2 separate regions of the Homo sapiens genome follow, and region 2 is linked to region 1. Evidence: chromatin contacts called from ENCODE Hi-C data. All regions are on one chromosome and are shown on one strand. The core of a region is the stretch at or near the end of the contact, and the rest is flanking DNA. Distances in the headings are between cores, read along the strand shown. Region 1 holds the start of SDK1 (sidekick cell adhesion molecule 1). Region 2 holds the start of LFNG (LFNG O-fucosylpeptide 3-beta-N-acetylglucosaminyltransferase).

Region 1 (7,127 bases), core at 1,541-4,040:
CGACCTAGCCTACTTACATGAGGTGCAGAGAAATTAGTCATAGCTTCACCTAGCTACAATGTAATAATATGGTACTTAGGAGGCGCTCCAACGTAGTGGTAACTATTCCATTTAGAATGTTACATCTGATAAGATTCAAGAGAATGCACTCCTGCACATATGACCAACTCATCATCCCATCAGAAATCTCTTATAACAGCACCAGAATTTTCATTTTCAAGATACATGAGCTTTTGTCAAATGGTGACATCTCCTCTGTAATATGAATTTTCAATACGATATAAAAAAAGATGGATATATTACACATTTCACAGAGCAAAGAGAACAGAAACCCGTCAATGAACTTAAAATTTGTGACAACCTATCTGAAATTTTACACTAAAAGATCTGTACACTTTCATAAGCCATATAAATGTAAAACAGGTACCAATGTTTTTACTGCCAAAAAGGAATAAAATATTCCTAACAAAGTTCGGTTGTTGCCTTAATATATTTTTAAAATGTATTTTCATTAACATTTCAGTTGTTAAAATGCAATGCTTTACACAACCTTCAAAGTGCAACTGATAAAAACTTGAAATCTATGTAATATACTTCAAAACAAAGCCACTGGCAGATTTTTTCCCCACCATTTCAGTCTGTGCACCAATCTTCAAATGTATGAACGTACAGGTCTTAGTGCAAAATGCAAGTCACTGTTTAAAAAAAGAAAACTTAATAAACACATTATTTTAAAGGTCATCCTAAGTGATTTAGATTTCTTCACTTGAACCTGGTTGCTCTAACAATCTACAGATCCCACTGTACAAAATGACTTAATAAATGCTTTTCTTCCAGAGTAAGTCATTAAGCAAAAAGCACAAATAAGTGAAATGAAAATTTTCCAAGTAATGGAGGAGTTAAATTAACCAGAAATATGGCAATTTGTTTTCATGTAGTAAAACATAAGAGGGAGCATTTATGAAAGCTGGAGGGGGGTGGAGGGGCACAATTTAGATAACGTTACATAAGCATCAATAAAAAAAAGTATGAGTTCGTTGTTAAGCTATTGGATGATAGTTTTGAGCTCAGACCTTTAAAATGTTACAACATTTAAGTCATGTTACTACACATAAATCATCTTCACAGGACACAGAACACAGCTAATTTAAGTTTAATGCTCTCATCTTCGCCAATCTCAGAATATCGAGTTCCTTACCATGATTGTTCGTTAGCTGTATCTTGGAATACAACTAAGTTAATTTTCCTAAAACTACCATCAGCAAAACCAGTTCACTAATGTGTTTTAAAGACGTTACCAAAGGACGTATTAAAATAGTTATTTCTGGGTTGAGGGGGGTGTTTTGGTTTAAAGACCAGCAAACTTCAAAAGAAAACGATGCTAGCTGGCAGGGGTACGTTACGGGTTTTGTCGGGGGCGGGGAGGGGGTGGAGGGAAGCCCAGATTTGGGAAGGAAAGCTCGTTTCACAAGAGATCCCATCTCTCGTTTCAAAAGGTCATTTCCATTCAGCAGATCCTCTTTCCCTATTTCAGAGCTCACCACTGTATTCTAAACAGAAGCCAATAGAGGGAGAAAAACAAAGCCAAGTGCAAAAGCTGTGGGCACTGAAAGTTTTGCTCCACCGGCCGCGCAGCACCCACTTGGGGTCGGGCTTTGGGACTTGGGGGAGTCAGGAGCAGGCGGGGGCTGGGGAGAGGACGAGGCCCTGGGGAGGGGCTGGAAAAGGCTTTTCACAGCGACTGGCACTTGATATTTCCAAGTCTTCTGGATGTCACTCACCGGAAACCAGACCCTGCGGTGCGAAGACTCAGGTACAGACCAGCCCCTTTTTCATCCATGCAATGGGAAGGGGACTCGGGCATCCTTTTAAGGAGCTGAGAAATGGGTCCTCAACTTAAAAATTTTTGTTTGTGCTACTGCGGTATAAAAAAAATAAAACGCAAAGTAGCAGACGGGGTGCAGGCTCTACGGGGCTCCGTTTCCCTCTCCTCCGAGTCTGGCGTGGAGGAGCCCCTGGGCTCCCTAGAGCCCCCAGCAAGGCGCATCCCGACCCGGGCCGGGAAGCGGGGGGACCCCGGACACACTCTCGCTGCTCAAGTTCGCGCCTCCGCGCCCCGAGGCGACGCCCCCGGCCCGCGACCCCGCGCGCACCTACCTTGCGCCAGCGCCCGGAGCAAGTGCAGCTGCAGCGCCAGCAGCGCCCACCAGCCGCGGCGGCCCGGCCCCAACTTTGCCGCCCGCCGCCCGCCGCACCGCCCCGCGCCCGCCGTGTCCCCGCCGGAGGTCTCGGGCGCCGCCCGGGGTCGCGAGGGCTCCGGGCCGGGGCGCGGCGCCAGCGAGGGGCGGGCGCGGCCGGGCGGGGATCCCCGCGGCCGCCCGGGGCCCGCGCGCTCAGGGGGCTCCGCGCCGCCGCCGCCGCCACCGGCCGCCGAGGGCCGGGCGCCCCGGGCCATGCCGAGCAGCCGCCACCCCGAGCGCCGCGCCGGACGGACGGGCGGGCAGGACAGGCGGGACGGCTCCGAGCGGGCGCGGCCACTCCGCGGGAGGCGCGGCGCCCCCCGGCCCGAGGTGAGCGGCCGCCCAGCGCTGAGGGGCGGCGTCCTGGGTCCCCGCGTGAGGGGCGCGGCGCGGGCCGGGGACGAGCCGGGCGAGAAGAAGTTGTCAACGGGGGAAATTCGCGTCCGGCGCTCACGCAGTCCCGAGCCCGCCGCGCTAGCTCCGAGGGGTCCGCCGGGCGCGGAGGAGCCGCCGCCGCCGCCGCCCCCGCCCGGCGCTGAGAAGAAAGTGCGCCCGCCCGCACGTCGCGGTCGCGCTCGCCCTCAGCTGCCGCGGCCGCCGCTCCCCATTCACAGCCCGGCCGCACGCGCCGCCCGCGCCCGCCGCCCGCCGCCCGCCGTTGATTGGCCGAGGGAGGCGGCGCCCGCTCCCAGGGCCCGCCCCCCAGGCCCTCGCTTGTTTTCAAAGTCGCGGCGCCCGCCCGCCTGCAATTTTGTGCCGGCCGCGGCGCCTGGCTCGGGCGGCTTCCCGCGCCGGCTGCGCCCCCTAGGGACCCGTAGTGGGGACTGCAGGCGGCGTCGATTCGGCACGCGCTCCCGTGGCGGGCTCGCGGGCGGGGGTGGTGCATCCTCGCCCGGCCCCGCAGCGGTGCGGGCGCCCGAGTGGGAAGGGCTCAGGTGCAGCAGGACGCGCAGATCGTGCGGCAGCCCAGGGCCGAGGGCGGAATAGGGCGCGCCCCGAGAGGCGCCCGGCTACCACCAGCTAGCTCAGTGCTTGGGGGTGACGCGCCAAGTTACCGTAATTGCAAACACGCGCAATCGGGTTTTTAATTTCTAGCAACCAAAGGCACCACTGGGTGCAAACTCGCCTCCTGTTCAGAGGAGTGGATATGGCATTGTAGAAGCGTCCAAGGTCACTTTTGGCCGGCGCTGGAGGAGGGCGGGGTAGGGAGGGACACATTGCAGGTTTCCCACCGTGGAGTGGGCGAGTCTTGGGGCAGGGTCGGCCAGTGGGAGGGTCTCCCAGGGCGGGACCCGGGAGCCTGTGGGGCTGGGGGTGGGGACGGGCGCCGACGCTCAGCATGTGGTAAGCATTAGCAGAGTTTATGGGGTGAACTAAGCGCACTGGAGGCTGAAAGGCCAGCATTTTTGTGGGAGGAGAGCTGGAGGTGACACGCACTGCCTCTGGAGTTGGCCCGGGAGGAGCCTGGGGACGTGTGATGATGGTCGCATGAGATCATGTAAGAGATGAACGCAGAGGGGCTGGGTGTGAGCCCAGCACGGGGCTGACTCCCCAGGAATCACCTGATGCAGTAGGTTTATTGTCCCAGCCAAGAAAGACCCCGGGCGAGTGGAGAGCAGGTCACAGGGCTGGGGTCTGGGATAGGAGCCAGCTCCTGCTCACAGAGCGCCTATGGTATTTGTCAAATAACTGATTGGTGGCTCAATATTAGCCTCTGTACACGTCCCCTAAGACTTAACAATGACCACGTGAACAAAACAGGGAAACTGAGGTCCAAGTACAGCCGCCGAACAGGAGGTGGTTTCAGAAAGAGGCCTCCCATCTGCCCCCTTTCCACACCATGCTAGGAGGGGCAAAAAAGTTAAAGGAGCCACGGAGTGCCCTGTTCTGAGGATATAGTGAGGGCGCATAGATGGGACGAGCCGGAAGAGGACAGCTCCCCAAGGACATGGGGATGAGACTGGAGGCAGAGAGGCATGTCTGTTTTTATCTTCTGTTGGTAGCAAGGCTGGGTTTCTTCAAACTTGCAAGATTATAATGAGAACCTGCTGGGCGGGGGGAAGCAATACCTCCTGTGCAGTGAGCACTCACTGTAGGCCAGCCCAGGGCAGCAGCAGCAGCAGCTTCACTACCTGCTGTGTGAGAGGTGCTGGCCCTGGTACAGATGGAGAAACTGAGGCATAAAGAAGTGGGCCGGGCGCGGTAGCTCACACCTGTAATCCCAGCACTTTGGGAGGCCGAGGCGGGCGGATCACTTGAGGTCAGTTCAAGACCAGCCTGGCCAACATGGTGAAACCTCGTCTGCAGTTAAAAAAAAAAAAAAGAAAAGAAAAAAGAAAGAAGAAAATGAAGAAGAAAGACAGAAGAAGAAGATGATTAGCCAGGCGTAGTGGCGTGCGCTTGTAGTCCAAGCTACTCGGGAGGCTGAGGCAGGAGAATTGCTTGAACCTGGGAGGTGGAGGTTGCAGTGAGCCGATACCTTGCTACTGCACTCCAGCCTGGGCGACTGAGTGAGACTCTGTCTCAATAAATAAATAAATAAATAAATAAATAAATAAATAAATAAATAAATAAAGGAAGTGAAGTGTTTTGCCCAAGGTCGGGAGCTCACCTCCCTTCCTCTTCACCCCAACCACCTCTGCTTTGCTGGGAGATAGAGGCTGGTGATCCAAGAGTGGAGTCATGGGGCTTTGAGGTCTCACTCAGCTCCGCCCTTTGTAGTTGTGAAATTTGGGCAAATCGCTGACTCCAAGTTCCTGTAAAAAGTTAGGAATAATTCCCATCTCCAGGGTAGTAGACAGAGTGAGATAATTCACACTCAGTAAATGCTGGTTTTCCTTTCCCTCTACTAACGTGGCAATCCTTGTCCCAAACTACCCTTGCTCTCCCCGCCATTTGAGTTTGCTGCACATTTAACCTTTTCCTCTCCAGTATCGATCTATATCCACCACTTTCACGTAGAAACCTGTGCCCATATACCGCTCCAGTCCACATAGGCACGAACATAACTCAAGCAACTTCTTGACTTTAGGACACGTCAAAATTACCCAGAGCCTCTTTTGCCATGACTTATTTTGCAGGTAGCAGAAAGCTTTGTGGAAACTTGCTTGGAAATTGGAAAGCCAAGTTAGTATACACCAGGTTATAAGAGATCAGTGACCAGGCCAAGTGCAGTGGCTCACGCCTTTAATCCCAGCACTTTGGGAGGCCAAGGTGGGTGGATCACTTGAGGTCAGGAGTATGAGACCAGCCTGGCCAACATGATGAAACCCCATCTATAGTTAAAAAATAAATAAATAAATAAATAAATAATTAATTAGCTGGGCGTGGTGACGGGCGCCTGTAATCCCAGCTACTAAGGAGGCTGAGGCAGGAGAATCGCTTGAATCCAGGAGGTAGAGGTTGCAGTGAGCCGAGATCGTGCCACTGCACTCCAGCCTGGGTGACCCAGTGAGTCTCTGTCTCAAAAAAAAAAAAAAAAAAAAAAAAAAAAAAGACAGATCAGTGACCTCACTGTTACTACAGAAGGTCTGGAAACCTCTCCAAGAAATTTTTTTTTCTTCCTATCCCAATATCAGCCTTGAGAAATAAGGTTCTACTCTAATCTCCATTCTACAGTTGGAGAAGCCAAGCCTAGAAAGTTTAATACATGCGAAGCAACCGTGCTAAAGCCAGAACAAGCATCCAGCTCTCCTGAGTCCTGTTCTGAGACTTGTTTTTCCTCGCCCCGACCATGTTGCTTTTCACAGGACCTATTAGGTTACCATTTTGGGGCCTGTGTTTAGACTACAGCTATTCTTTCTCAAACAATAATACAGAGAAACCCCTTTATAATGCTGGGGAGGGGAGACAGCCAGGAGGGGGCTGGAATATTTCTGCCCTTAAGGCCAGTGAATCTCTCAACTTCATTTTGCCCAGCCCTACAAGAGGGCCTCAAGAAGTGAGCATTTTATACCTGCATACTTGCCATTAAAAATTGTAACCATATACGCTAAAGGCCATGAGGTGGAGGGATGTTACTCCATGAAAACTGATTATTATTATTTCCCCTTCTTCTTCTTCTCCTCCTCCTCCTTCTTCCTCTTCCTCCTCCTCCTCTTCTTCCACTTATTCGTCTTCTTCCTCTTCCTCTTCTTCTTCCTCTTCCTCTTCCTCCTCCTCTTCTTCCACTTATTCATCTTCTTCCTCTTCCTCTTCTTCTTCCTCTTCCTCCTCCTCTTCCACTTATTTGTCTTCTTCCTCTTCCTCTTCCTGTTCCTCTCCTTCTCCTTCTTCTTCTCCTTCCCCCAATGAGCCCTGGCCATCTCCTACTTTCCAGAATAAGAAGTTAGAATTTTCCCTGCTTAATTAAAAAGAGAGAAGGAAGAGTTTTCAAAACAGATGATAATTTTCACGTCGTTAGGATGATCCATGAAACCAGCAGTGCTTTCCCTTGTTGTGATTTAAAGCCTGCTGCTCCAGGTATGGCCCGTGGGCCATCTACCTCACCTGGGAGCTTGTTAGACATGCAAAATCTCAAGCCCAGTCCCGGACCTGCTGACTCATACTCTGCATTTTCAAAGATCTCCAAGTGATTCCTGTGTAAATGAAAGTTCGAAAATCACTCATCAATCCCGTTGAGTCTGAGGAATATAATAGAGCCCTCATTCCTCTTTTGCTTCATTCTGTCCTTTCTCCTCCTTTTTCTTATGGGCCATCACATAAAAGAGAACCTTTTTTAAATGATAGAAATATTTTTATTTTAAAAGGACAATTTGCAACTTTCTAGAACATCAGTAGCTTGAACTGTATACCAATTCAAAACCAAAAGCATCTGTATGGCACTGTGAAAAAAAACTAACAAACTGGAGAAAATGTTACTATCTATGTTAGTCAATAAGACTTACA
Region 2 (5,124 bases), core at 2,625-5,124, 780 kb after region 1:
GCGGGGCCAGGAGTCGCCGGCGCCCGCCTGGGCCTGCCGGCACACGGGGAGGAATGTTCCTTCCTCTGCCCGGCCCGCCCAGCGCGTGCCGCCCGGCGCACCCTGGCATGGCTGAGTGCAAAACCCAGGGTGTACGGGCAATGCTCTGACCAAGGGACAACCCCCTGATGCCCACCCAGCCTCAGTTTCCTTCCCTGTACACACAGGTCCCGCAGAGGCCCTGGAACACCTTGGTAGTCTCAGATCCTTATCCAGCCTGACCCAGCCCTGGGCACATGCTCACTAGGGTGAGGCCCAGAGCTAAGGGGGTGGCAGGCTGGGTCTCCGCCTCTCCATGCATGCACCCCTCCTGCAGCACCCATAGACACCCCAGGGCAGCCACACGCACAGACTCGCACCCAGCCCCTTGGCCTCCCCAGAATCTCAGCCCAGGAATGCCGTGGGAGGCGGAGGGCCAGCCCCTGCAGACGCTCCACTGCGCCGCTGGGTTAAAAGGAAAATGCTTTCTTAATGAGATCAAGGGAGGCCTGTTCTCCCGAGATTTGGTGGTGCCCTAAAAACCCAGCCCAAGGCTACGGAGATTAAAGTCACCTTTGTTCAGCTCAGGGAGCAGGGAGGCCTCTAGAACAGCATCTGAGAAGGCGGGGCTATGGGGTGCGGGGGTGCCGGTCGAACTGTCTCCCGACACCTGAGCCACCAGGAGGGGAGGAAAAAGGCGCTGCTGGGCTATAGGCCTCACCTGCCGCTCAGAGCCTCAGTCTCGTCTTCAGTAAAATGGGCATAACAGAGCTCCCCTGGGCAGAGAACAAAGTGCAAAGACAGATTCTCTCCCTTCCTCTCCCTGACAGCCCTCGGAGGTGGGTGCCATTACCAGCTGAGGCCCAAGTGGGGAAACTGAGGCCCAGAGAGGTGCAGGCACCAGCCTGAGGTCATACCCTGGGGCCGAGGCGGTGCTAGACCAGCCCAGTCCCTGCCTTCTAGGGACCCAGACCCCCCAGTGCCACCTAACTTTCCAGACGAAGACGGGGCTGCAGGAGGAAGAGCCGGGTGGATGAGGGTGGACGGGGGCGGGGGCCGGGGGACACCCACAGGAAGCAGCATTGTTCCTGGAGCCGCGATTCAAAGAAACACAGGATGCCAAGTTCTCCCCAGCAATTGTGGCCGCTGTGGTGGCAGCGCGGCAGCCTGGCTGCTCCTGGGAGGGGCGGGGAACCTCTGGGCCAAAGGCCAGGCTCTTCATCCTGGACTCCAGGCCCATCTCAGCGCGGCCCCTGCTGACCAACCGACCCTCCCCCCAGCCACCACTCCAGTTGCTAGAAGTTTCCTGCACAACCCCCATGCTGTGGTCATCACCATGCCCGGATGGAGTGCCCTTTCTGGGCACTTTTTTACTCTTAGTCTAGCTCAAATGGCGCCTCCTCCAGGAAGTCTTCCCTCCTCCCTCCCTTCCCCCAGCATGTGGGTCAGATGCCCACTGTTGCCTCACACAGCCTCTCGGGGTTTTCCCCCCGCACAGCCCTGACATCTTTCTATCTCCCCCATCAGACCATGTCTGAGTCATTCCGTGCAGGGCTGGGAGAGGGGGGCCCTCTTCTGTGGGTTTCCAGGACCCCTGCCCATCACCCACCACAAGGGGGTCTTTGCTTGCTGTGTGCTGGTGAACTGATGCTGAGGGCAGATTCAACCTGTCCCCTGGTGGGGTGACCCTCCAGTAGGGACCTCAGGGCTCAAGGGAGTGATGGCCCCCACCTCGACCCTGAGTGCCCGCCGGGTTCACCCCATGCCTGCAGGCTTTGCCAGTCTCTTACAACGTGCTCCTGGAAGGACCATGTTCCCCCATTTCAGAGATCAGAGTGAGGGTCTGAGAGGCCCCAGGTCTTGCTCAGGATCACACAGCCCAGCCCTCTGACCACATCCCCTCTGTTGGAGAAAGGCCCCAAATTCCAAGATGAGAGGTGCTCAGAGCTGGTGGTAGCCCAGAGTGGGGCTGAAGGATGCCCAAGATCACATAGCAGTAAGGCTTGAGTGCTGGGGGTGGGGGGGCCAGGCTCAGGGATGGTGCCCCAAAAGGACTGTCAGTAAGAGATGCTGGGGGGGCCCGCTGGTCCCCTCATCGCCAGGCAACCTGAGTGGCCAGCACGCCAGCAGCGGTTCCCACGGAGCGCGTAGCTGCACACAAGGGGCCCGACGCCTTTCTCGCTGGAGAAAGGGGCTTTGTTACCTTGCCCAAGGGGCCGGCGTGAGAGCCGCCCGGCGCTGGGAATCCTAACGGCCCGGCCGCCAAACAAAACCCACGGCCCCCGCCGCCCCCTCCCGCCAGCCCGCTGAGCCCCTGGGAATGGGACGCTGTGTTCCCAGGAGGCTGCCATGGGGTTCCCAGGGCCCCTTCCCCACGCCAGGACCAGGGAGGACCCTGCCCCTCCCCGTCGCCCTCATGACCTCACCAAGCCCTGCTCCCACCCACCCACAGTGCCCCAAAACAGGACAGCGCCAGGTCAGAAGGCCCTGGGTCTCCGGGGTTTGAGCAGGGAGGAAGGCGTGCAGGGTCTTCCCTGAGCCCCCACCCTCACAGCAAATGCCTCTGCATCTCCCAGCCCAGAGACACCCCCCCAGTCCCCGACTGCAAGCCCCACACACTGTCCCCATCCCGCCCCAGCCCAACCGTCCTGCTGTGGCCTCGAGGGAAATGTTCAAAGTGGGGTGTGTCTTAATTATGTGTGTGTAAGAAGCTGATGCCCAACTGAAGTGGGCTGTGCCCAAGGTTGCAGGCCTCAGAGACTACTGCACTGTGCGGGGAGGGTCCCCACACAGACCCCAAAACCTGGAGTTCTTTGAGATGTACTCCCCAGGACCCACCAACCAGCAATGACTTCCCTCCCTCCCCGTACCTTAACACTGTGATGAGGAAAGGGCCCAGAGGTCAGAACCCCTCACTTCTCTAAAGGAAGAGCCTTTCTCCCCAGGAAGGGGTCTGAGCTGAGGGTGGGTCCGAACAGAATTTGCTTGTGGAAGTTTGAGGACATAATGCCCTATGAATGCGCTCCAATGTTTACGGGGTGAGAAGTATCACAGGGCACCAACCCCAAGCACTGGAGACTGGTGTAGGGTCCTGCAGCCATCCAGGACTCTGGAGCTGGACAGGAGGCGGGGCCCCGGGGACAGTAACACAACTGTAACGGGAGAGTGGCCCCAGCAGGCAAACTGGGTGCACCGGGGTGCACTGGCGTCGCCCACAGATGGCCCTAGTGGCTGGATGGGGATGCAGCCTGACTCCCATGGGACACTGCCACCAGCTGGACCAGATGGTGGGTCCCCGCCCCGCTCGCCCGCCAGTCCAGGCCGCGGGGGGCTCACCATCTCCTTGTGGCGCGAGATCCAGGTCTCCAGCAGCAGGTCGAGGCGCGCGCGGTGGAACTTTTTGGTGGTCTTGACAGCGATGAAGACGTCTCGGGGCGCGAGCGGCTCGGCCAGGGGGCGCGGGTGGCCGTCGGCGGGGCGGGGGGCAGCCCCGGGCGGCGGGCCCGCATCTCTGCGCGCGCGGGTGAGCAGGCTGAAGTACTCGGACAGACTGTGCACGTCGCGGACCAGCGCCCCGGGCGCCGCCGCCGCCGCCCCCAGCCCGGGCGCCGGGGCAGCCCCCGCGGGGCCCGCCAGGCTGCGCAGCGCGCGCCGGCCGCGCTCGGCGGGCAGTGGAGGCGGCGGCGGGTCGGCGGTGAGCACCAGCAGGCAGGCGAGCAGCGCGCCCGCCAGCGCCAGCAGCAGGCGCCGGCCGCAGCGCTTGAGCATGGTGGGGTGGCGGCCGCGCGGCGCGCCCTTCCCCGTGCGCCTGCCTTGCACCGACCCGAAGCCCGTCGCTCCGGCGGCGCAGTCCAGCAGCGCAGCACCAGTGTCCCGCGCTCTTAAACCTCCCCGCCCCGGTCCCGCCCCCGTGCGCTCATTGGCTCCCGGGCTCGGGGGCGGGGCCTCGCGCCGGTCGCCGCTCCACGCCCGCAGACCCACGTGGGGCCGCGGCTGGGGGCTGGGAACTGCCCAGAGGGCGCAGCGGCCCCGCCCCCGGCGCGCACGTGCACGCCCCGCACCCCCCCCGCCCCGGGTAGCCCCTGCGGGCCGCCGAGGGGCTTGGGGACGGGCCCGGCCCGCGCCGGTGTCCCTGAAGAGGAAACCCAGCCTGGCCAGCGCCGTCCGGGGATGCACCGGGCGTCCCGGCACGGGAGGGGCGCGCCCTCGGCGCAGCGGGCAGGGTGCTGAGACCCGGGCTCTGGGCTCCGACGCACCGCGGGGGACATCCTACTTCCTCGCTGTGCGCTTCCCCTCCTGAGCACGGCTTCCTCCCCTTGGGACGCGGCAGGCCTTGCAAACTGGGGTGGCGCCTGGGTCTTCCCGAGCGCTCGGTTCAGGGGAGCCGTTATTTGTACAGAGCAAGAGCTTGGCCACCTGTGCCGCAGGTGGGGACACGAGGTTCTAACGAGAAAGCACCAGAACCAAATTCCACTCCTTCCTCCCTGGCTGATTTCCTCGATCCTGGCCCTCCGTCGGGAGGGTTGGCTCCCCGAAATCCTCAGGCGCCCCATGGCGAGGAGAAACGAAGGCCGCCACTTCCCTCGCCGGATGAAAGGCCGCCTTCTGTCCCATTTGGTCTCCTTGCGCTCGGGCCAGATGCGGCCCAGCTGTGCGCCCTCCCCACCCCGCCTCCCCGGCACACGGCCCCCATCCCCGGCCCTTCCCACGGGCCCGGGCCCGCCCCTCGCACGAGCGGGGGCGGCAGGAATGCGCGCCGGCAGCCGAGGGTGAGGGGCGAGGGGCCCGGAAGTGGCCAAGGGTCGCCTGAGCAGGGTGTGAGCCCCCTGCCCGCCACGTCCTCCGGAAGCGTGGACGGAGGCGGCTCTGCCCGTGGCTGCGCTGTCTTCCCGTGCCCTCCTAAGCAGGGTCTCTGCGACCACCACGACCACCACCGCCACCACCGTGGCTAAACTGCCCCCCTCGGAGTTATGTTCACGCCTGAGATGGCATTTTAAATTCTTTAAGTGCCCTTGGAGCCCCTCTCCTTACCTCTACCTGAATGTCAGCCGCAAGACAGCAGCGACCTGGTGTCATTCAGACCTGGAACAGGTTTTGGGACATAGT

What was found. Hi-C counts contacts between places; a loop is a spot of excess contacts on that map. Pooled maps may share reads with other maps.
Region 2: a pooled map shows a loop between it and region 1 (4-fold over the local background). The contact joins the promoter of LFNG here to the promoter of SDK1 in region 1. A Hi-C loop is called at or near these places in 4 of 50 pooled maps.

Annotation. Positions count from the first base shown.
Region 1 is chr7:3,296,915-3,304,041 of GRCh38, reverse strand. SDK1 (sidekick cell adhesion molecule 1) reads right to left here and starts at 2,790. Exons shown (of 45, transcript NM_152744.4): 1 at 2,158-2,790. The coding sequence starts at 2,455. SDK1-AS1 (SDK1 antisense RNA 1) reads left to right here. Exons shown (of 3, transcript XR_001744897.3): 1 at 1-1,813. RefSeq lists enhancers at 1,989-2,489, 3,199-3,710, 3,711-4,223 and a silencer at 2,764-3,313.
Region 2 is chr7:2,518,524-2,523,647 of GRCh38, reverse strand. It overlaps LFNG (LFNG O-fucosylpeptide 3-beta-N-acetylglucosaminyltransferase), which reads right to left and starts at 3,874. Exons shown (of 8, transcript NM_001040167.2): 1 at 3,355-3,874. The coding sequence starts at 3,786. RefSeq lists enhancers at 159-671, 1,538-1,597, 1,638-1,767 and silencers at 3,699-3,808, 3,819-4,348.